Regions from separate parts of the Homo sapiens genome. Here regions 1 and 2 are each linked to region 3. The links are chromatin loops, found by intact Hi-C in ENCODE. Cell type or tissue: Caco-2. All regions are shown on one strand. Links, peaks and the distances in the headings refer to the core of each region. The heading gives the core; the rest is flanking DNA.

The links. Hi-C counts contacts between places; a loop is a spot of excess contacts. Peaks named below come from ENCODE experiments on the same cell type or tissue, not always from the same donor. Only the 100,000 strongest peaks of a DNase experiment are listed, where the experiment ranks them.
Region 1: a loop joins it to region 3, with 9 times the contacts of the local background. A loop is called at or near these places in 1 of 110 quality-filtered maps.
Region 2: it touches region 3 in a loop (14-fold over the local background); 1 of 110 quality-filtered maps calls a loop at or near these places.

What each region holds. Positions count from the first base shown.
Region 1 is chr6:147,706,985-147,714,505 of GRCh38, forward strand. It overlaps a transcript of SAMD5 not described here. Among named protein-coding and RNA genes, the nearest start is that of SAMD5, 200 kb to the left of the region's middle. In Caco-2, for the core only: no CTCF peak of the experiment used is centred there; DNase peaks (open chromatin) are centred at 2,627 and 2,927.
Region 2 is chr6:148,100,853-148,108,373 of GRCh38, forward strand. No RefSeq gene overlaps it. Among named protein-coding and RNA genes, the nearest start is that of SASH1, 240 kb to the right of the region's middle. In Caco-2, for the core only: no CTCF peak of the experiment used is centred there; DNase peaks (open chromatin) are centred at 2,779 and 3,449; H3K4me3 peaks cover 504 bases.
Region 3 is chr6:147,970,292-147,977,812 of GRCh38, forward strand. No RefSeq gene overlaps it. Among named protein-coding and RNA genes, the nearest start is that of SASH1, 370 kb to the right of the region's middle. In Caco-2, for the core only: no CTCF peak of the experiment used is centred there; a DNase peak (open chromatin) is centred at 3,720.

The DNA.
Region 1 (7,521 bases), core at 1,292-5,291, 260 kb before region 3:
TACGGTGTAAATACAGACTAACACTTGGTTATGTACAAATGCCAATTAAAGGCAACTTCTGCCAGAAAGTTGTTGGCTAATGATGTGTTTTTTGAGGAACAGAAGTTTTAGTCATTAGAGAGGTGCTGTTGTTCACATCCTTATCATGCTTAGAAGGAACATTTTCCAGTGTTTATATATTGGTAAGAATATTGTGGACTTCTTGACTTGCTCTTCAGTGACTGAGAAGCTTAGCAAGATGTCTCTTCAGCTAATTTTTATGTTTTAATATAGAACCAAACTTTCAGAAGAGTTGATGCTAGACTGATTTTTTATGACTTAAGTAATTAAAATTTTTTGTGAATACACCATTTTGTTCAGAAGCATGTTTACAGAGTTTGTAATAGTAATATGTTGCTGACAGTGAAGGTGAACAAAATGTTGAAAGGCTGCAATGGTGTTAAAGTAATGAATTAATGAAAAACTGAGTGGTTCTCTGAGGCTCCTGAAACCCTTCCCACAGGAAGAGAGATGAAGATTTCCTTCAGACCAGCCTGATCTAAATAGGAAACACCCTCAACTTCCTCCCAGCCCTGCTTATCTCTTTGCTTGTGTTTAATGTAAAATTTTCATTATTTAGTTACTAGAGACATTCATTCAGAGTTTAGCATCTGTCCTTTGAACTTGTTTGCATTGGTGTGGTCTGTCATTAATTGAAAGCTCCTAGATTGCAGGGTCAAGTTTTCTTACATTCTGTGACTAAGATGCTTATTACCACCCCATACTAAACAGATACTGAAGAAAAGCATTCAGTGTGCTTTTGTTTACCTTTCTCCTTGCCTCTGGTGGAAAAGTATTTTTCTGGATTGCTTCATCAGTAATACCACTGATGAGGCTGGGGATGAGGGGGTTGAGATATGATATGGGGTGGGGTTAAGGTTAGGGAGCAATTTAGGGTGGGGAGTAGGAGCTCTTTGCAATCAAAAAGATCCAGAATATTCACTTCACAACTTACCATCTTTCTGGCCTCCGACTTTCCAAACCCAAATTTCCTCACCTGTAAGGTGAGGCTATTATACCTGTGTTATGGGCTGAATTGTGCCAGATCTCCTTTCCCAAATTCATACATTGAAATCCTAACCCCAGAACCTCAGAATGTGACTGTATTTGCAGATATGGTCTTTATGGAGGGTACTTAAGTTAAAATCAGGTCAGCCAGGTGGGCCCTAATACAATATGACTCATGTCCTCAGAAGAAGAGGACATTTAGACACAAACATAGACAGAAGGAAGACATCATAAAGATACAGGAAAAAGACGGCCATCCGCGAGCCAAGGAGTGAGGCCTGGAGCTGTTCCTTCCCTCACAACCCTCAGAAGGGACCAACCCTGTTGACACCTTGATTCTGTACTTCCAGCCTCTCCTTTCACTATGAGAAATCTCTGTTGTTTAAGCCACCCAGTCTGTGGTACTGTGTTATGGCAGCCCTTGCAAATGAATACAACTTACCTTACACTCCAGTTGTAAATAGATCAGACACTGTGAAGAGCTTATGGTGCATAAAGACACTCAGCAAATGGGAGCTTGATAAAATGATCAGAGCTAGAGAAGGGAACAGAAGTGGAAATATTTCTAGAAATATATTTGAATCCTTAAAGCCTGGGTAGATGTGGAAGTTAGGTTTGGAAGGAAATTCAGGTAAGTTTCTTTTTATTTAAATTAGGCCCCCTGCAAACATAAGAGCATTTATGGATCGACTGTATCCAATTGTGTTTTTCTTTGTGGTTGTCTTTTGGGGATGATAAATGAGCCCAAATAATAACAAATGAGCCTCACAGAAGGATTTATGATTTTGAACCATAGGGTTCAGATGGTGTCTGCAAGTTGAATGCTTGGTAAAAATATGTAAGCAGTGGTGTCCCAGTCTGTCTGGTTTTGTTGGATTGGTTTCGCACTTCATTGCTTTCTGGCAAAGAAATAGTGCAAGCCCAAATAATTTTAAAAATTGCCAGTGTTAAAATGTTGCCTCCTGCTATTCACTCATACTCCTCTCTGAATAATCAGCGGTGGCTGTATTTATGTGGATCTAGGGAACATTTTTTTAAATATCAGCTTTACATGCCAAGTTACCCTTTTTAACTTAAAGAAAGTTCTTTTATTTGCAAGCTATTCTTCAAGATAAATAAGTATTATTTTCCTATTTTGTACCTTTGAAGAATAATTCTTTCTAATTTGAAGTTTGGTAAAATTATAATTTTGAGTAATTTCTTAGGTGCCTGGATTTCTTATAAAAATGTCAGGATTGGCAAATCTCTTAAGATATTAGGATTCTCTAACTACTCTGCCCTTCAGCTACTTTGATGCAACATGTTTTGTTAAACACTAATAGTTCTTCCGAAGTCATAGCAGCAGTTAGGGAAGGTCATGTAGGTGGGGGAGTTTTATTTTGTGAACTATTCTCCCTCTCCACACAAACATAAAATTAAACCATAATCAAATTGATTCTTTAGAAGGCTAATCAGGGTTTTGTTTTGCTTTGGTTTGGTTTTAAGATAATTCTGTAAAGAGTGCTCTCCTGGCACAGAAAGAAGACATTGGTCACCACCCAGAGAGGTGACTCCACAGCAGTCATTAGCTGGACCTAACTGTAGCTTAAATACCATGAGTCACAAAGGAAATACACAAGTGATAACAGCAGGTATTCACTCGTGCTTATAAACTGTTAACACCCAGCACAGTGGAAAAAGTGATAAGCTTATTTGATTAGCTCAAAAGTTCTCAGAAGTTCCTGAGGCTGTTCTCAGTTCCAAGAGGAGATAATAAAAATTCTAACTACTCCCCTTCTGGTACCCATCATCTTTTCTCTGGAGGACTTCAAAGGCTTCATTTGTGGCCTCGCTATCTTAACTGCTATACCTCCTCCACCATACTTCTAAAGCACAATTGTGTCTTGCCGCTTCTGCCTAAAACTGTGCAGTCACCCCTGATTACCCTCCATATAAAGTTTCAATCCCTCAGTGAGGTCTACAAAGTGCTTTACGATCAGGCCTCTGTCTACCTCCAAATTCATTTCCTGCAACTACCTTTTTGTGCCTGTTGTCAGTCAGTCAGAAATACCTGCAGTTGCAGGCTTTCTCATGCCTCCGGGCCTTTGCATGTGATGTTCCTGTTGTGAACAAGCTCTCTGACATCTAGATTTCTTGATCTAGCCACCTACTGCTCTCCATCAGCTCAATCTAGACTTTCCCTGCTATGAGACTGGGTTGAATGTTACTTCCATGTGCTCCTCCTACCCACCCCGTATGTATTACTGTATTGAAAGTACACTTACCCCGCCCTTATTCTTGGGCTCACTCTCTGAGGTTTTAGTTGCCTATGGTTAACTGTGGTCCAAAAATATTCAATGGAAAATTTTGGAAATAAATAGTTCATAAGTTTTCAATTGCATGCCATTTTGAGAAATGTGGTGAAATCTAACCCTGTCTGGCCCCATCTCACCCAAGATGTGAATCGTGCCTTTGTCCAGCATGGCCACACTGTAGACACTCCCTGCTTGTTAGTTACTTGGTGGCCCACTCCGTTACGGTTATCAGATTGACTGTGGCAGCATCACAGTGCTGGTGCCCAAAGAACCCTTATTTTGTTTAATAATGGCCCCAAAGTGCAGGAGTAATGATGCTGGCATATTGCTATAATTGTTAGTTGTTCTATTTTATCATTGTTAACCTCTTGCTGTGCCTAAATTATTAATTAAACTTTATCATAGGTATGTTTTATATAGGAAAAGACAGTATATATGGGGTTCAGTACTCTCCATGGTTTCAGACATCCACTGGGGGTCTTGGAATGTATCCCCCCTGGATAAGGGGGACTACTATACTTGTTACTTGTCTCCTGCACCGGATAGTAAGTACTTTGAAGGGAGAAACAGTGTCTTGTGCCTGTTATATATACACTACCTAGCTAGTGTCAAATTATAAAAGAATATGTGTGATGAAGGAAGGAAAGAAGGTGGGGAGGAGGGAGGGAGGGAAGGAAAATAAAGGAAGGAAGGAAATAAGGAAGGAGGGAAGGAAAATGAAAGAAGGAAGGAAAAGAAGGAAGGAAGGAAGGGAAGGAAGGGGGCAATGGAAAGTATCAGAAGTGGGAGGGTGTTGTAGAGAGAAGGAATTGGTATTAATGGAGAACTTATTATTTATCCTACCAGTCTCTTTCATTAAATCTTCATGACAGCTCTTTGAAGCAGGAATTATTATCTCTAATTACAGATGAGGAAAGTGGGCCTCGGAGAGTTCAGCCCATTGTCAGGGGTTTCACAGCTCGTAGGTTGTGGGACTGGGATTTGAATGCAGATCTGCCTGATCCCCCAACCTGACCCTGTGCTCCCTGTCCCATTTCTAGCCATATCATGGGACAGATAAAGATGTCATATAATCACCTGGTGTATTCACCACAGTCTTGATCAAGCCAGGCCGCTCTAATTCTCAGCTGCTTCTCATTAGCCAAGATTCCTGCACTTTAGGCTGAAATAGAAAGAAGCTCAAAACAAACCCACTGGCCTATTTTTGTTAATCACTATAAACGGTGGCTGTAGCAGAGCTGATTCATTTAATTGAGGATGTAGAAAATATTGCAGAGAGTAAAGAAAAGGCTAGGAATGCCAAATTAAATTTCTTGGAAAATAGTGGTTTGCATTCTTCAAAGGGGTCATTGCTGAATTTGTAATCAGATTGTAATGAATTTCAGCTGAAGTATTAAGTTTGTGGTATCCAGAAACCGGGAAATATGTTTGTGTTGTGAGTTCCTTACATCATGGAGTGTCATGTGCGTAAGTACACTTAATTAGATACTCTGATGACATTAGTAACAGTGTCAAATGTCATGAATGGCTAATTGCTTGCCAATCGAAAGCCCTATTTACATAAACACCAGGGGCCCACTCAGAGGTCTGCACCAACCATCTTTTAAGCTAAGATGTATCTTCAGTACCTTGGGACAAAGAAATGAGCATTTTCTTACAGAAATCCAAGAGACATTACAGGGGAGATAAAGAAATTTTTGAAGAAAATGTCTCTCGTCTGATCAGTTAGAGATTGGAAACTATAAGAATTTTTAAAAATAATAGTTATTAAAATGCATAATATTTTGTGGCCTTTATAGCTAGCTAAAGCACAATACTATCTTCTATATTTTATATTTTCTAAGTGTACTTTGATTCTGCATGTAAAGTTTCAGCCAAGCAACTCAATTATATTTTGAAAGCCATTCTGGAGTTTTAGCTTTACAAAGTTAACCTCCCACTTCTGTGCCACCACTCACACATACTAGCATCAAATGGATATAGAAAAACAACAATTTATTTTTTTCCAGGAATATTATTTGTGTTCTAGACTTTTAAAACAGACATGGATGTTAAAATTGTCATCCAGTTTTCCTCATTTTACAGATGAGAAATTAATCCCCAGAGACTTACAGTAATTCACTTAAAGTCACCTAGCTCCATGTTTTTTCCGCTCCACTCATGTTATGGGCTGAATGTTTGCTTCTCCCTCTTCCCTAAATTCATGTGTTGAAGGCCTAACCCTCAATGTTCTTGTATTTGGAGGTGGGGCCTTTGGGAGACAAATAAGTTGAGATAGCATCTTGAGGGTGGCACTCTTTTGATGGGATTAGTGCCCTTTTAAGAACAGAAAGGGAGGGACATCTCCCTCTGCAGAAGCATGTGCCATGGAAAGGCTATGGGAGCACACAATGAAAAGGCAAGGTGGCTGTCTACAAACCAAGAAGTGGGCCCTTACCAGACACCAAATCTGCTGGCTTAGACTTCCCAGCCTCTGGAACTATAAAAAAAAAAAAAAGTCTGTTGTTTAAGCCACCAAGTCTATGATATTTTGTTATAGCAGACTAAAATAATCCTACTCATACAAAAAGGATTGGAGCAGTTTATTGGTTCCTATTAGTGATTATGATCCATTTTTATAAACTATTATTCAAACCATCGGGAATGCAAAGCATTTTTTTCTCAAAGTCAAGCAGTAAATTGACAGCAAAAATGAAACAAAAGATCAGACCTCCTGAGTCATGGTCCAGAGCTTGTGATGTCAAGCATGTTGCTACTTAAAGGAAAGAATGTTTGTGTTTGATAATCTCATCACTTCTTAAAGCAATACCTGTTTGTTGACTGCGTTTTGCAAACTCTGCTATCCTTGGTCTTTTAGAGAACTCACAAGCTTTCCTGACATACAACTTTGACATTTAAAAATTGTTCTGCTATGTTTGAAGAAAACAAAGGATGCAAAGGTTCTCTAACAGTTGCATGAGTTCACTGAGACAACACTCAAACTACAGCTCTGGGACCCTGAATGTATATACCCTTGATTTATATACCCTGGGTTCCACTTGGTTTGCCGAGTCGAGTGCTGTAAAACATCTACATCTTGTTCTAAGAAGAATGAGGACATAACCTGGGTTGTTCTGGATACCTCCTCATTATCTTAGGATGTTGCATTCTTGGTAAATTCTGCCTGAGAATTGCAAGCAAGCGGCAGCAGAGCTGGGTCAGCCAACATCATCTGGAAAGGGAATGACCCTGTATCATGAAATCTCATGCATAAGCTGTAGGAGCAGGAAAAAGTTAAATGGTAGAAGAGATCATAGTGTCTATCCAAGAGTGTTTGGGGGAAACTAGGGCCCAAGGGTGATATAATATTTGGTGGCTTGTACACAGAGTATGGGGTAGAAGCTGAACAGAACTGTCACCCAAATTCAGTGCTATTTCTTTATCTTTCCAAGCAAAAGTAGTATGTATGACAAAGAAAAGGGTGAGACAAGGGTAAGCTGTAGTCAGTTTTCCCCTCTTCTCTCCTCCCTTACTCTTCCCTTGCCTCCCCTTTCATCTCCTTCCTCTTCTGTTCTTTCCTCTCCTCTTGTCCCTTCCTCATCCCTCCCTTCCTATAAATTATGAAGAAATATGTATTGAGATGTGTTTTTAGAACTTCTTCTCAAAACAGGTCTGTATTTTTACTTCTGTGCATTTGTGGAATTAACTGACTCCACTTAACAGTAAAATAAAACAGCCCTAAAAGAACATAAAGTTTATATTAAATGGTTATGAAAATAATGGGCACCTTCGCCCACTGAGATTGTGTTGAGTGAAGTTCAGTGACGATACTAAATAGGCCCCCTCCCACCTCACTAGGAGCCAATTGACAGATATGGAAGTCAGACAGAGGTAGGTATTTTGGTCTGCTTTTTTATTACTGAAGAGTAAACTGGAGGATGTGAACTGCCTGGCTGGCAACACTGGGCTTCCAAATAGACTTTCTGACTTAGTCATGAGCTGTATCTCTTAAGTCTATGGTCTGGCAGAAATTGGAAGAAAATCATGCACTCTGTGGGAAGGCATCCCAAAGAGAGTTCCAGAAGGGGCTGGAGAAGCACGTCCTGCTTCTTCTCCACAGTTGTCAGTCAGTTAAGTTTCTCCTCCTTCTATGGAGGAGTGAGTGATGAGCATGGTGTTGACTTATATATTGAGGTCCTTC
Region 2 (7,521 bases), core at 1,292-5,291, 130 kb after region 3:
GCCACCACACCCAGCTAATTTTTGTATTTTTTTGTAGAGACGGGGGTTTCACCATGTTGCCCAGTCTGGACGTGAACTCCTGGGCTCAAGTGATCCTCCTGCCTCAGCCTCCCAAAGTGCTGGGATAACAGCTGTGAGCTACCATGCCTGGCCAGAAAGTGTTTTCTTGAGATGGAATCTACTCTTGGTGAAGATGCTGTGAACATTGTTGAGATGACAACAAAGTATTTAGAACATTCCATAAACTTAGTTTAAAAGCAGGAGCAAGGTTTCAGAAGATTGACTCCAATTTCAAGAGAAGTTCTATCGTGAGTAAAATGCTATCAAACAGCATCAGATGCTACAGAGAGATCTTCTGTGAAAGGAAGAGTCCATCAATGCAGCAACTTCATTGCTGTCTTACTTTAAGAAATTGTCGGCCGGGCGCAGTGGCTCATGCCTATAATCCCAGCACTTTGGGAGGCTGAGGCGTATGGATCACTTGAAGTCAGGAGTTCAAGACTAGCCTGGCCAACATGGTGAAACCTCATCTCTACAAAAATAGAAAAATTAGCTGGGCGTGGTGGCGCATGCCTGTAGTCCCAGCTACTCAGGAGAAGAATCACTTGAGCCCAGGAGGAGGAGGTTGCAGTGAGCCGAGATCGCGCCACTGCACTCCAGCCTGGGTGACAGGGACTCATCGAAGCAAGATCTCCACCAGCTAAAAGATTGTGACTTACTGAAGGCACAGATGATCATTGGCATTTTTAGCAATAATGCATTTTCATTAAGGTCTATATATTGCTTTTTTAGATATAATGCTATTGCACACTTTTAGACTATAGTATAGTGTAAACATAACTTTTTTTTTTTTTGAGACAGAGTCTAGCTCTGTCACCCAGGCTGGAGTGCAGTGGCATGATCTCATATCACTGCAACCTCCGCCTCCCAGGTTCAAGTGATTCTCCTGTCTCAGCCTCCTGAGTCGCTGGGATCACAGGTGCACACCACCACACCTGGCTTTTTTTTTTTTTTTTTTTTTTTTTGTATTTTTAGTAGAGATGGGGTTTCACCACGTTGGTCAGGCTGGTCTCAAACTGCTGACCTCAAGTGATCTGCCCACCTCGGCCTCCCAAGGTGCTGGGATTATAGGCGTGAGCCACCACGCCCAGCCTTGCTTTCATGATTTTAAAGGTATTTTAAATCAAAAGGTCAAGAAGTGCACAAATTCAGGATTAATTATTTGTATTTAGGATTATTTGCCACAGCGTTGACCAAATAATCATTTGTGGCCAAAGTTTTTGAAGAATAGACTATAGAGAGAGGAGATCAGAGTGGGCCAATAGGGAGCCATGCAGTGGCCCACATTTGGAAAAGGAGAGGAATGTGCTGAGCGGAGTTGACGGATAATTAACTAGAAATGACTGCACTGAAAAGTGTGTGTCTGCTGGTGTTGCTGAAAAAGGTTGGAGTGTGGGTTTATCACATCCCGAAAAAGGCTAAGGAGAAGAGGAACTGAAGAAAAAACCTACCGATTCACTAAGGATTTCCCACCAAGAGGCCTCAATAAAGACAAACTGGCTTTTATAATTCAATTCAAACACAAATTATTTTTTAAATTAATTCCTACGGTTTGCATTGATATTTTAACATGAGAAGTGGAGTTCAGAAACTGCAACAAAAGGGATTTGAGCAGTGATAAAATATTTGTAAGCCTCTCCTGATGACCTTGGTACTGAAAGAGACTGTTCTCCTGTGTCGGGGAAGGTTCTGGACCGCCTTTCCAGCAGCATTTTATCATCAGAAAACGGCTCACTTCATAAGGTTTATAACCTTCCATAAAACTGCAGAACATTTTATTCTTTTTTCATTAAGCCACCTTTGGAATCATTTTAGTCCCTTTATAGTCTCTTATTTAATCTGTTTTTTCGTAGACTAAAGGGAGAAAAAATTCTATCAGTGGTCAAAATAGTAATTAGATAGTGTAAGTCACAGCCTGATGGCTTCAAGGCATACATACTTACTACTTATCTCCTCCATCTGCCTTCATCAGTGAATTCTTTTACTCCCAAGCACATCTTTACCTTTTTCTTAAACAATGGAAAAAAGAAACTACCAAACCGTGCATTTTCCCAATTATAAGAGTTACTAATGTTTATATTCTTTTCTATTAAAGCATCATTCCCATGGTGTAAAAGCTCTTTTACCAAACCCTAAGGAAAGCATGAATTAATAAAACATCAAGAGATTTTATTTCCTATATTGAAAACTCCTATAGTTGCATAAAAACAACTGAATCTTTTGGAAATACGTGTAATCACAAGGAGAGGAACATTAAAAGAGAGAAACTCACTACAAAATAAATCTTAAAACCACTTTCATGTTTAAAAAGAAGAAAATATCAGTTCTTCTTATTCCTGAAGGATTTTTTTTTAAAAAAATCTTTTAATTAATGACAGCCCTCAGGGCACTGAGCAATTGTTAATTAAAACAAGGAGAAAAGGAAGAGGAAGTAGGCAAAAATGCTAAGATGAACACGTTTCCTTTTCTCTGCAGGGGAATAACATTACCAAATGAACATTAATAAATATGAATACTATTGAGAAGAAATACATTTAAAAAAATTTTAACTCCCACCTCAGCTTGACACACACTAGCAGCTACATAAATTAATTGGGGCGCCTCGAGAATTATAAACCCCTGGGTGTCACCTTTTGTCTAATTGAGTATTGGTAGCCATCACCCTACCCTCATCAGGATGGATTGTTTCTTTCTCGGTGCAAGCTGACTTCTGTCAGGGAATAGCGCCTGATCAAAGGTCTTCTAAGGGATTTCATTCACTTTCATTCACTTTCATTCTTGCAGTGGGCGGGCATTCACGTAGGCAACCGCCATCATTATAAAACATTTCTTAAATGCGAGTTAGGAGCTAGACTCACTGCCCATTCAATTCATTGGTCTTTCCCTTTGCAGCCATTAAATTTTTACTTAGAAAAAAATAATTATCAGATCTTTTCGTTCACCCCCTGTGCTTACCTAATTTGGGCAGGTTATTAGTAATAACATTTTCCTGGTCGTTCCCTACCACTTTCCCCTCTACCTCACATGAAAAAGGCTTTTATCTTTCTCATAAGCTCAGAAGTTCACTTAACAAGCAGAGCTTTAGAAGCCAAGAACAAGAAAAAAAAAAAAAAGGTAAGAGAATCTGTTTTCTACTTTATTTGGAGGGGGACAGAAACCCAGAATCCCATAGGCTGTATGTTTAGCATGAAAAAAAAAAGTCATTATTTGAAATTAGGACAACCAGGGATAGTTTTTCCCAACTTTTAAATGATCCCAGTTTTACGTAATTTTATGGGCTTTTCATCAAAGTTGTTTTTCAAAAATAGAACTCAACCCCTTAGGGTTTAAGAGTTTTTTCCCCTTTAGTGTGCGTGCACACACCCCTTTGATGTTCCGCATGCTAGCATATCAGGGTCAGTGCATGGGGGCCAGTGTCATTTACAGAATTTCTCAGATGCCAGCTAAGATCAGTAGCTAGGAGACAACTTAGAATTTCATTTTGCTCTTTGTTCAGATACATTCTTTACCACAGATAAGATCTTACCTCCCCAGCAGTCTATCTCTAAAAGAACAAACTCTAGGTAATCAAAAAGCTATATTCTACCCCCCAACCAAAAACAAATTGCTTATTTTAGCTAATACCTAGTCAAACATAAATGCCAGGGTAGAAAAAATAATGTATTTTCTCTTTCCTTGCTATAATAATATATACCAGTTGAAAACTCCTGATTTTCCTCAGACCACCTAAAAAGCTTTGTCCATTGCTTGTGCTCATGTAGTAGCTAAAGGAGGTTATTTACAAGGCACAAAGGAGAAATACATAGCCCGTCTATACTGCATCACTTTTTTGTTCTCTTCACTTGTGCATAGTATCTACTAATGACTAGCTGAGGATAGTAATTTACATAACATTGAAATGGAAAAATTAAAGGAACACTTTTTGCTTCGTTTTTCAAAGTGGACTTACCTAAGAAGCACTACCATGCTCCTTAAAAATGCTTTCTTGGTTCTCCCCACTGATGTCGCCAATCTGGGGGTGGGGCTCAGAAATCTATTTTTTGTTTTTTTAGAGCAAGGCAGGGTCTTGCTCTATAACCCAGGCTGGAGTGCAATGTTGCAATCATGACTTACTGCAGCCTTGAACTCCTGGCCTCAAGCAATCCTCTCACCTCAGCCTCCCAAAGTGCTGGGATTACAGGCACAGGAATCTATTTTTTTTAACAAGCATGAGAGCCATTCATAGGCCAAATTTATTTATTTATTTATTTATTTATTTATTTATTTATTTATTTGAGATAGGGTCTCATTCTGTTGCCCAGGCTGGAATGTAGTGGTACAATCACAGCTCACTGCAGCCTCGACCTCCTGGGCTCAAGTGATCCTCCAACCTCAGTCTCCCAAGTAACCGGGACTACAGGCATGCACCACCACACCTGGCTAATTTTTTATTTTTTGTAGAGATGGGATTTCACTATGTTACCCAGGTTGGTCTCAAACTCCTGGGCTTGAGCGATCCTGCCACCTTTGCCTCCCAAAGTGCTGGGATTACAAGAGTGAGCCACCTCAGCCAGCATGTTTTTTGTGGGATCTCATTATTTTTAACTGTCTCATGCAATATCTAATAATAAAATGTACATGTCTTCTTCATTTTATTTCTATATAGAGCGTGTTTTATTAATACATGTTGTTACAACATCTAATTGCAAATACATATGAAACTCTATCCAAACTCCTACCCAATCTCTTGGTAGTGGAAAGTACATCAGTCACAGGAATAGAACCCAGAGTCAAGGTCCTGAAGTTTGGGCCTTGGCTGGAGAGCAGAGTAGACTCAGGTCACAACACCAGGATGGGATACATGGAGGAGAAGGAGGAAGATGGGGGGAAAGGAAGATTCTAGGTCTGCCGAAAAAGATCAGGCAGGTAAAACTCAGAGACCTTCCAGCAAGGCCCAAAACACCACTAGCCACATGAGAGGTTTCAAGCAATTGACTCATCTGCCCCTAGTGGGATTTTTAAACTACAGACTGGTATAGGAGGTGACCTGTTTAGATTTACTCTCAAACCTGCTGTGTTGGGCCACTCCAATTTAGACTACACTTTGCTGAAGTTCTGAAATTCAAGAATTGCTTCTCACCTCCTTGTGACCTATGAAGAGATGTCATTATCTGGGTCCACCCACATTCACTTGGGAGTTCATTCAATAAAACTTTGCAATATAATGTAATGGGTGTCCCATAGGGATTCGGGGCAGAAATATTTTTAACTCTCATTTTGTTTCAAGTACAATAGACAGTAACTAAATTTTCCAGAAAACTTTAAAGATGCTTTTATCTCTGAAAGGTTTTTCTTTTTTAACCCACTTCAGTCCCACTGATGTTTTCACTAGCTTGCCTCCAGGATAATGCATTTGATATCAGTGAATGTGAATACACACTTCCAAATGCTTTGTGCAGGCTGATCCACTAGCTCTCTTTAGACTTTTGCTAATCAGAAATTGCTCAAGAAGGAAATTTGTGAGCTGTTTCCAAATTGCCTACTGCCTTAGACTTATGTAACTATGACAGGTTTATTGATGCAGCTGGGAGCAAGTTTTTAATCTTAGAAGAAAATGTTTATTTCTAAATAGAGGTGCATATACTTTTCATAAAAGTATTTCTAGAGGCTTTTTAAAATGCTTTGATGGTTTAAACTAATAGAAATAATAATCTTTAAATATGCTTATCAGTAGCATCCCCAGAATTCACGTCTTTAGTCTTTGTACGAATTAGATTTCCTGGCTAAACCTGTGAAAAATCTCATGGTATTAGGAAATCTGAATGTTGTTTCTTTGTATTATTCAGGAATTATATATTTTTAATTTTTAAAAAGTTAAATAGATGGAGATAATGTTGCAGTCTGAAAGGGCAGCCCTGAGAACTTATAATCAGTGCTATGGTGGCTGTCCTGCATTCTTTGGGGCAGAGCTTCCTGAGTTAGTCCCCACAGTTACTACCTCTCCTTCCTCGCCTTTCCTCTCTTGCTGCTCTCTCCTTCCTATCTTTACTAATTTATCTTCCCATGTCAACCCCTTAAATTCTGCTGCTCTTTCATAGAAATCACCTCGTTGTCCCGCTTCTCCACCACTCATATTCTAGATTGGTAGATATGGACCATACAGATAGTCTACCATGGCTACCATCAAATATTTTTGTTCACTTCATTGTGCATAGTTACCTACTAGTTATTCATTGGGAGTAGTAATTTGCAAATTATTTAAAAGGAAAAATTAAAAGAAAAAACTTTTTGCTGTAGTTTCCCTTTTTTTTTTTTTTTTTTTTTTTTTTTTTTTTTTTTTTTGAGACAGTCTTGCTCTGTCACCCAGGCTGGAGTGCAGTGGCACGATCTCAGCTCACTGCAACCTCCGCCTCCTAGGTTCAAGCAGTTCTCCTGCCTCAGCCTCCTGAGTAGCTGGGACTACAGGCATGTGCCACCACGCCCAGCTAATTTTTTGTATTTTTAGTAGAGATGGGATTTCACCATGTTAACCAGGATGGTCTTGATCTCCTGACCTCGTGATCCACCCGCCTCGGCCTCCCAAAGTGCTGGGATTACAGGCGTGTAATACACCGTGCCCAACCCTGCTATAGTTTTCAAAGTAGACTTACATCAGAATCACCTGGAGTGCTCATAATGTGTTTCTGGTCCTTCTCCCCAACTTTATTAATCTGGGGCATGTCCCAGGAATCAAGATTTTTCACAAGGATTCCAATGATTCTCATGCATACTCAAGTGTGAGATCTACTGAGAGGCCAAATGTTTTAATAAGGTAACATTTTTAGGTTGTCATCACCACCTCCTCATTTTTGCTCAACCCAACCCCATATCCAGTAAGTCTCAAAGCCTTCTTGATTCTGAATCCTCCCCCTGTACCCCTCTTCTCTGTTCCATCCCGTTTTGCTCTTTTTGGATCCATCATTCATTCTATCTGGTACATGTGCCTCCAGATTACCCCTCCAACCTACATCCACAGTATCTGTGTGGTTTTGGTTAACACTGAAATCTGATCATGTTTCACCTGCTTAGAATACTCACTGACTCCAGATGTTCACAGGTTAAAACCCAGACTCCTTCATGTTAGCTTGCAAGGCTTTGTCACCTGCCCCCAAGCTCCCACTCATGCTAATGTGATCCTTCTTGGCACCCTCTCTGCGTAATCACACTGCATAGTCTTTCAGTTTCTGAAGACACACTGTCTCTCACTTGGATACCTTCACATATGTTTACATGCCAGAAATAACCACACTCACCCTCCCACCTCTCCACTGCCCTTGTCCACTTGGGGAAATTCCGTTCAGCTCTACAGTTTCTGCTATGGTTTGAATGGATTCCCTCCCAAATTCAGGTGTTGCCAATGTGACGGTTTTACAAGGTGGGCCTTTAAGATGTGATTACACTATAAGGGCTCTTCCCTCGTGAATGGGATCAGGTGTGGGAGGA
Region 3 (7,521 bases), core at 1,816-5,815:
CATAACGTACACTGGGAATCTAATCAAAGCATTTGAAAAGATAGTGACAATAATAAATGTAAACTATTAATATTATTGTTTGGGACATCTGTCAAACTGTATTTGGCCTCATACTTCCCTCATTGGAACATTTGAGCCCTCATCAATCACACATCATTCCCAAAGGCAACAAATCATAATGGCTATTTCTCCTTTAGGACAAGGCTAAGCTTAAAGAATTTAAGTCCTGCCAGTGGCAGTAAGACTAAGTGCTAACAGGGGAAAGATATAAAGAGTTTTTTTTTCTTTTTGTTAGGAGCATTAAAAACAGTCACCAAACCATTGATTTTGATTTAACAGCTTACAAAGCTTCATTAAAAAGATTTTATATGTTTTCCTTTTCAATTCCCAACAATGAAAAGAACTTACTTATTATTAAATCTGTATTTTGTACAGACTTCTTCCTTATATTTCCAAGAAATAATTTTATATATGTATATGTATGTGCATGATTGTTTGTTCCTGTCTTTTTTATTCCTCATAGTATAATTGTAGAGTTTATCTTTAGTCCAAAAACTAGATAAAATCTTATCAAGGTAATTTAACTAATTCCTCGACTCCCTTTGGGACATTATCAAGACATTTGAGACTTATATGAACCTAAACCTTACAGACAAGCATTACCTCATACCTTATAGCCACACCTAGGTCTAAACATTGTAGACATACCTAGGCCTACACTTTATGGACACATATTGGCTTGCAGCTTTTAGGCCCTTAGAAGCTGATCTTTGATAGATATATATAGATCTATAACCATGTACATAGACTTCTAGGGGCCTATACCTTAGAGACATGTATAGGACTTTACCTTATATACACATATAAGCCTGTAGCTTGGAGCCACCTAGAGGCCTAGACATATAGAAAGGACCAAAATTCCTTGATGAACATTTTAAGGGCTAAGCATGCACCGTTGAGATGTTCTTATAATCACAGACTTTTCCAACTTAAAGGTTCAACATCCTAGGATCTCTCTCCCTCTGAATATTTGATGGACAAGGAAATTGAGACTCCAGGTGATTTGCATTAAGCTTGCAGATTTGATGATCAAGGACAACTCTTAAGTGTTCTGATTCTAGGCCAGTACCTATGCTCTAAGAGCATAACCACAGCTGTTCTTTGAATACAGAATGTACAGACATTCTGACCTCAGCATAATATGCTAGATTTGGAACCTGATTGGTGCAATAAATATGAGTAGATAAATTGATCTTATTCATAAGTTGAAATTCATATATTGAAATCCTAATACCCAAAGTGATGGTATTGGGAGATGGGGTCTTTGGAAGGTGTTTAGGTCATGAAGATAGAGCCCTTATTAATGGGATTAATTCTCTTATAAAGGAGACCTCCTTGCCCCTTCTGCCATGTAAAGACATAGTGAAAACGATGACTGTTTACGAAACAGTAAGTGAGAGCTCACCAGATACTGAATCTGCCTTGATTTTGGACTTCCCAGCCTCCAGAGCTATGAGAAATAAATCTACTGTTCATGAGCTACATAGTTTATGGTATTTTTTATAGCAGACAGAACAGACTAAGAACAAACCATTATTGAGCAACCTTTTTTATTTCTAAACCTCCCTCATGTTATGTTCCTTTATATGTAGATATCTAAAAACCTACCCCAGTGTCAAAATGGAGTCTCTTAAGATAGCCCAAGGCATTCTGATATTTTTGCAGTTAATACATTTCATTTAAAACATCACTGAGGCAGATTGTTGTCAGCTTGTAATTTATTTAAATTGGTGTTAGTTTCATTTCCATTTCTGTGGTCTCTGGCTTAGCATTTCAGAGGCAGAAAGCGAATCTGAGTTCAGAAAATGCCATATTTGCTTTTGGAAACATATGTTAAATCTTGCAAGGCCTATAAGTAATGACTGATTTCAAAATTAAAAATAAATAAAGAAACCCAATGGCAAGGCAGGTACCTTATTTTCAAATAAGAAGGTGAACATTTTTAGAAGGGCTGTCTTGGATATTGGAAACTGCCAAGCAGGCCAGTGCAGTCTGGGGCTAGCATGAAGTATTGATTCAGATGTCATAATTAAATGAGCCTGAGACTGAGCTCAGATAGACACTCTTTGGAAAGATGGATAAAGAGTCAGGAAGAGATATGAGTTAGAGTCTCTTTCCCTAATAGTACTTGTCAGAATTTCAAGGGTGAGAGGTTCTATCAATTGGAACAAGAACGGCGTGGGTGTGATGGGATTTGGCACCTTATCAATTCTCTCCCTTCTAAGAGAACATGTGTGACATCTGTGATTTATTTCTGATCTACCAGTCTGGTGAGCATGAGTCTTGAGTTTGCTGCCAAATTACTGCACTCGTCTACATGCTAAAAGGCTGCTGTCACATTTAAGACTGTCAGAAATTCAGATCCTTCCCATGGGTGATCCCAGAGAGCACACAGAATAGGGACTTACTTTTTGCTTGTGGCGAGCCACGTGTGGGAGTTATGTTGTTACCAATCAACTTACATTAATCATGTTAGCTTTTCCCACCTCAACATCTGCATATATGATTAAAACAATATTATTGCCATATCAATGGAAATATAAAACATGAAATAAATTCTCCTATAATCTTACCACCCTGACATAAATGCTACCTTCACAGCCTCTGTTCATATGTACTCTGTAACATTATATTAACTTTTAGAAAACTTTTTCTGATCAACAGCAATTTATCCCATAGGGAGATATCTTCAAAATTGAGGAGGAGGACATTCTTAGTTGAATATGAAAAAAGAAGAGCACTCTAAAATCTATGGCACATCATGGGGAGGAAATAAATTAGATTGCAACAGCTTCTGAAAGGGACACACATTTTCCTTATCGCTAGTGTGGCTCTTGGAAGGTCTTTCATTTGCCAGCCAACTCTATATGGATTAGGTCCTCTGATCTTTACATCCTCACCCTCAAAGGAAAGAAGCAGGTGATGATATAAGCATATAGGGCATCAGTGATATTTTATATTTTTCTTTAAATGCCACCTCTTCCCAGGTCCGTAGCAGGGAGAGATATCATTTAAAGTTGACACCGCAGTTCCTCTGGCCACTGAATCATGACCTTCTGACCTGGGAGCTAGCCTGAATCTATAGGATTTATCAAGAAGACCTTAATATTGCAGAATGGCAGTCCTCACCAATCATTTGTTCACCATCTCTCTTTTCTTGTTCTATCCTCATTATTAGAAGAGTCATTATTTTAAGCCATTCAGTTGCCTCAGGAACTGTAAAGTAACCCTAGTGATAATTCTCCATGGCACTTAGAACCACATAGTGTTCCCCTGATCATTTGGCCTAACTTACTCAGAAAATGAAATTTACAAATTTTTTTGATTCCCAAGGTTTTGCGCTACAAAGGCTGTTGCCATCTGTTTTCTTGTCTAAGAATTGTAATCAAACTGGAAAACCACCAGGATGTATTTTATTTATTGACAGGCTAACCTCCTGCATATTTATAAGATGTAGGTTACGAATGTGTGCAAACTGACCAAAAATGTGATATAAACTGTTTTATATGGTGGGAAGTGCTCACATTTTTTTTAGAATTCTAAAACTGGAGAGACTCTTAGTTATTCTATTGCCCAACTCCCTAATCCGACAAATAAGGAACAGGAGGCTCCAAAAGGTTATCAGCCCAGAATCTGAGACTTCAAGCAGTGTAGCACAGGCTTTGAAGTCAAAAGCCCTGGCGTGAACCACTGATTTGTCTCATACTTAATCCTTGGAAATCCGTGAGCAATTTACTCAGCTTCTCTCTATAGCTTTGTGTCCTCAGCTGTAAAATGGAGAGGAGATACCTGTTCCAAAGTTGTCGGGAGGATTAAATGAGATAAGTTAACAAAATGCTGAGCCCACCATTCCTGGCACATTTTGGTTGGTGGAAGCTACTCTTTAATCAATGGAAATGATTCTTTATGTTGGAGGTGGCCACAAAGAGAGATTCCATCCCCAAGACTGGAAGTCACACGTCCCTTTTTTGTAGGGAAAAGACAGTCTGTTTTGAAGGAACACCACCTTGGAGGAAAGCTTATTCCTGTAGTATTTGGACTTTCATCCTCATATCGAGATATGAGAAAATTGTTTTGTTCATTTATACAATCCCTGCTGGAAAGTGTTGCCAGAAATAAACAAGCTCTCAGGAGCAAATGATTCATTTCTCATCTACTCAGATGACATCTGGTTTAAGTGTGATGAATACATGCTTGTTTAAATCATGTGGTGACGGTGATGCTATCTGACAGAAATGTGTGCAAATATTTGGGGAATCCCTTAAGTGCCTGCTACCAAAGGGTGAGCTTATTTAACAGGGGGAAAAGCACAAACTTCAGTCTATCAAATCAATGCTTGCATCCATTTCCTAAGGCTATAAGATTTGGAGCTACAGCGGTCGCTCTATTTGAAGAGTAGGTGGCTATTTTGACATTAAATGTAGATGCCACTAGCAGCATGAGGATGTGAAACAAATGCTCAATGGTCACTGGGACATTTAGGAAATAGCCTTTGAATAAAAGAAATGTCAAGTGACCCTACATGTTTGAATGGACTTCAGTACATTTAATGGTTTGGTTATTGTTTTTATTACCTTCACAGTTATTCATTTAATAGTGTTTAGTGGATTGTGCTAAGCCAAACACAGAACACCGAGGAGGAAATGGAAGATGTGTGTCTGCCAGGGGACTTCACATGGCCACAGGGGAAATAATCAGTCTTAACATAATGCTTGATTATTCAGATCCACACGGGACAGATGTGGCACATCCTGAAAAATGCATGGGCATTATCAGCTATTTTGAATTGTTCTTGCCAAGCCCACTCTTCCTATCCTGAATAACCTGAGAATTAGCAGTATTTAACTGAAATGTATTGAGAGTCATTTGTCTGAAGGGAATTTAAATTATATATAGAAATTCTAAGTTATCTGAATATTGAAAGTTGAAGGCTTATGCATAATGCACAACAATTGCTCGCTGAGTTAGGAATAAACATTTACATGGAGAAAATCGTGTGAAACATGGCAAAGCATAAGGAATGCACGCTCGATATACAGCCCATTTAATAATATATGCAAAAAAAGAAAGAACAACTATCTGTTTTATGCAGGCCATCAGTAGCTACTATTTGTGTAGCACTTTACAGTTTTTAAAATACTTTCCATGATTTATATCATGTGAGATGATGATCCTATTTTACACCAGGCAATTAATAATATTTTTCAACAATATAATTGGCATCTCAAATACATAGTTGTTTTCCTGAAATATCAATAAATAAAACCAATTTTATGAGGCATTTATATAAAGTAGCCCCCAAATGTTTCATAATAATTGATTTTTACATATGAAGCCTATTATCTCTGTCATTATATTTTCTTCAAGTGATTTGTTGCTAATTTATGTTTGGAATGATGGGGAGGTCTATAGACAGCATTGAAGTGGGCATTTTATCGTGGAACCAAAAATATACCAGTTTATCACATATTTCAGAATTTTTCAAGCGTGTCCTTAAGCATTAATGGTAATAGAGTAAATGTGCAGTGAGCAGAAATCATCTCTGCTCAAATGAGAATGAGCTTCAGTTAATGGGAAGAGGTTTGGTGATTGTAGGTTGGAACAGCGTCTTTGAATACCTTCACCAGACTAGATTTTATAAGAGTACAAAATGCAGAGGAGTGCATATAAATATGTGGATGTGTGTGTGCATGTGCTTGTAGGGTGCATAGAATAAAAACTGGAAGGGTACACACAACTGACGAGGAACTCTCTGGGAAGTGCAGTGTAAATGGGAAGGTGATGGAAAGGGATTTTTTTTTTTACTCCATATACTTCTATATTATTTCAATGATTTTTGCAATGAGAATATATTCATTTACTACTTTTGTAAAAATTTTAAAAATAAGCCTAAAATGCACCATGATGCCGAGAATTAAAAATGGACCAATCTGGTCACATCTGCTTTTTTTTGTTTATTGGCTTGTAAAGGAATTTTCTGGTTTTTCCTCAGATAGATGTGGTTCCGAGCATCTAGGGATGGAGACTCTCCATTTTTGGCCTTTCTTATCTCATTTGCTGTATTTCTGTTCAGTGGTGTGCTATTAACTGTTGAACAGCTGGATCCTGGGATAAGAAGGAAGATCCAATTTGTAGCATTTGCTGATACCTGTGGTGTAAATATTTTCAAAGTAGCCAATTTTCAACTACCAATCTGATGTCAAGCAGCTCACAAAATCTCTAGAAATTGTCAATTGGCTGTCATTCCAGTGGCTCAAATCGTGGTGTCTAACGCCTTGATTCTCCTCCAAAAGGATGCTCTTTTGGACTGAGTATCAGATTTCTGAAAACCTATACTGTTAGAAGGGAAGGTTCAGGACAGAGAAAGAGGAAGATTCGTTGGATAATTCTTTAGCCAACCAAGAGTGGAACTGGAGGCCCGAAGGCTGAGTCTTCCAGAGCCTACCACCAGATTGAAGTGGCAGCTGCCAGTCTTCCCACAGTGCCAACGGGCACATTCCCAACCCAGTAGTGCCAATATAGAAGAAAGTAGGCCTCAAGTTCTTCATTTATAAAATGGAAATAATAATTCAATGAAAGGCTAAGAACTATAAATCACTTAGAAAAAAAGTGTTATATTTAAATATTTGCACCCAAAGATGTTTTCTTCTTCAAATCAACACTTCTGAAAGCTTTCCAACTTTCTCCAAATGGAGCATAGTATGATTCTACAGCTTTGTGTTCTCGTTCCGATCAATTCTAAAACAATCTTAAGTCAATCTTAGAGACAAGGAAGGGTATTCTCTGGACCTCTAAACAGCTTCCTCTTTCAAGGCAGGTTACACTAAAGGACAAGCTAGCCTAACAGTGTGCTTTTGGCATAGCCTGGTCAAGGACAACTAGGGGTTTTGACTTAATTAAGATAAGGCTTCTTTCAAGTGACTGCTTGGAAGTCAACAGAGGAGACTTGGGGTAGATCTCATCTTCGTGCTCAAAGGGCAGAAGCTGAGAGCAAAGAATGGTGTTTGAGGCTTTTGGCAATAAGGGATTGAATGATGAGAACTTTTTGCCCTGTCCCCGACCCATAGATGAGAGGAGGATGCTTATTTCTATGTGACGCCAACCTGTAGCAAGTGGGAATATGTAGACCGATTTCATCTACAACCAGGGAAGTGGCTGATTGACTACAAATTAGACATCTTGATGTCAGTAGAGGTTATTTAAGTGATACAGACTAAGAAAAGCACATTGACACAGTCAGCACAGGATAACATAGATTCTCTGTGAGGCTGACTTCGCCCAGTATCCAGCAGTGGCTGTGTAAGAAATCCTGGTCTCTGTCTGCTGGCTGCACTGCTCTCTGGAGAAGCACGCACAAGAAAGAAGCGTTTGATTTGGAGATGATGGGGCGGAGAGGTAGCCGGAAGAATGTCTTCACCTGAGTTTGCTTTGGTCGCTTGTTGAACATGCTGGCTCCACAGG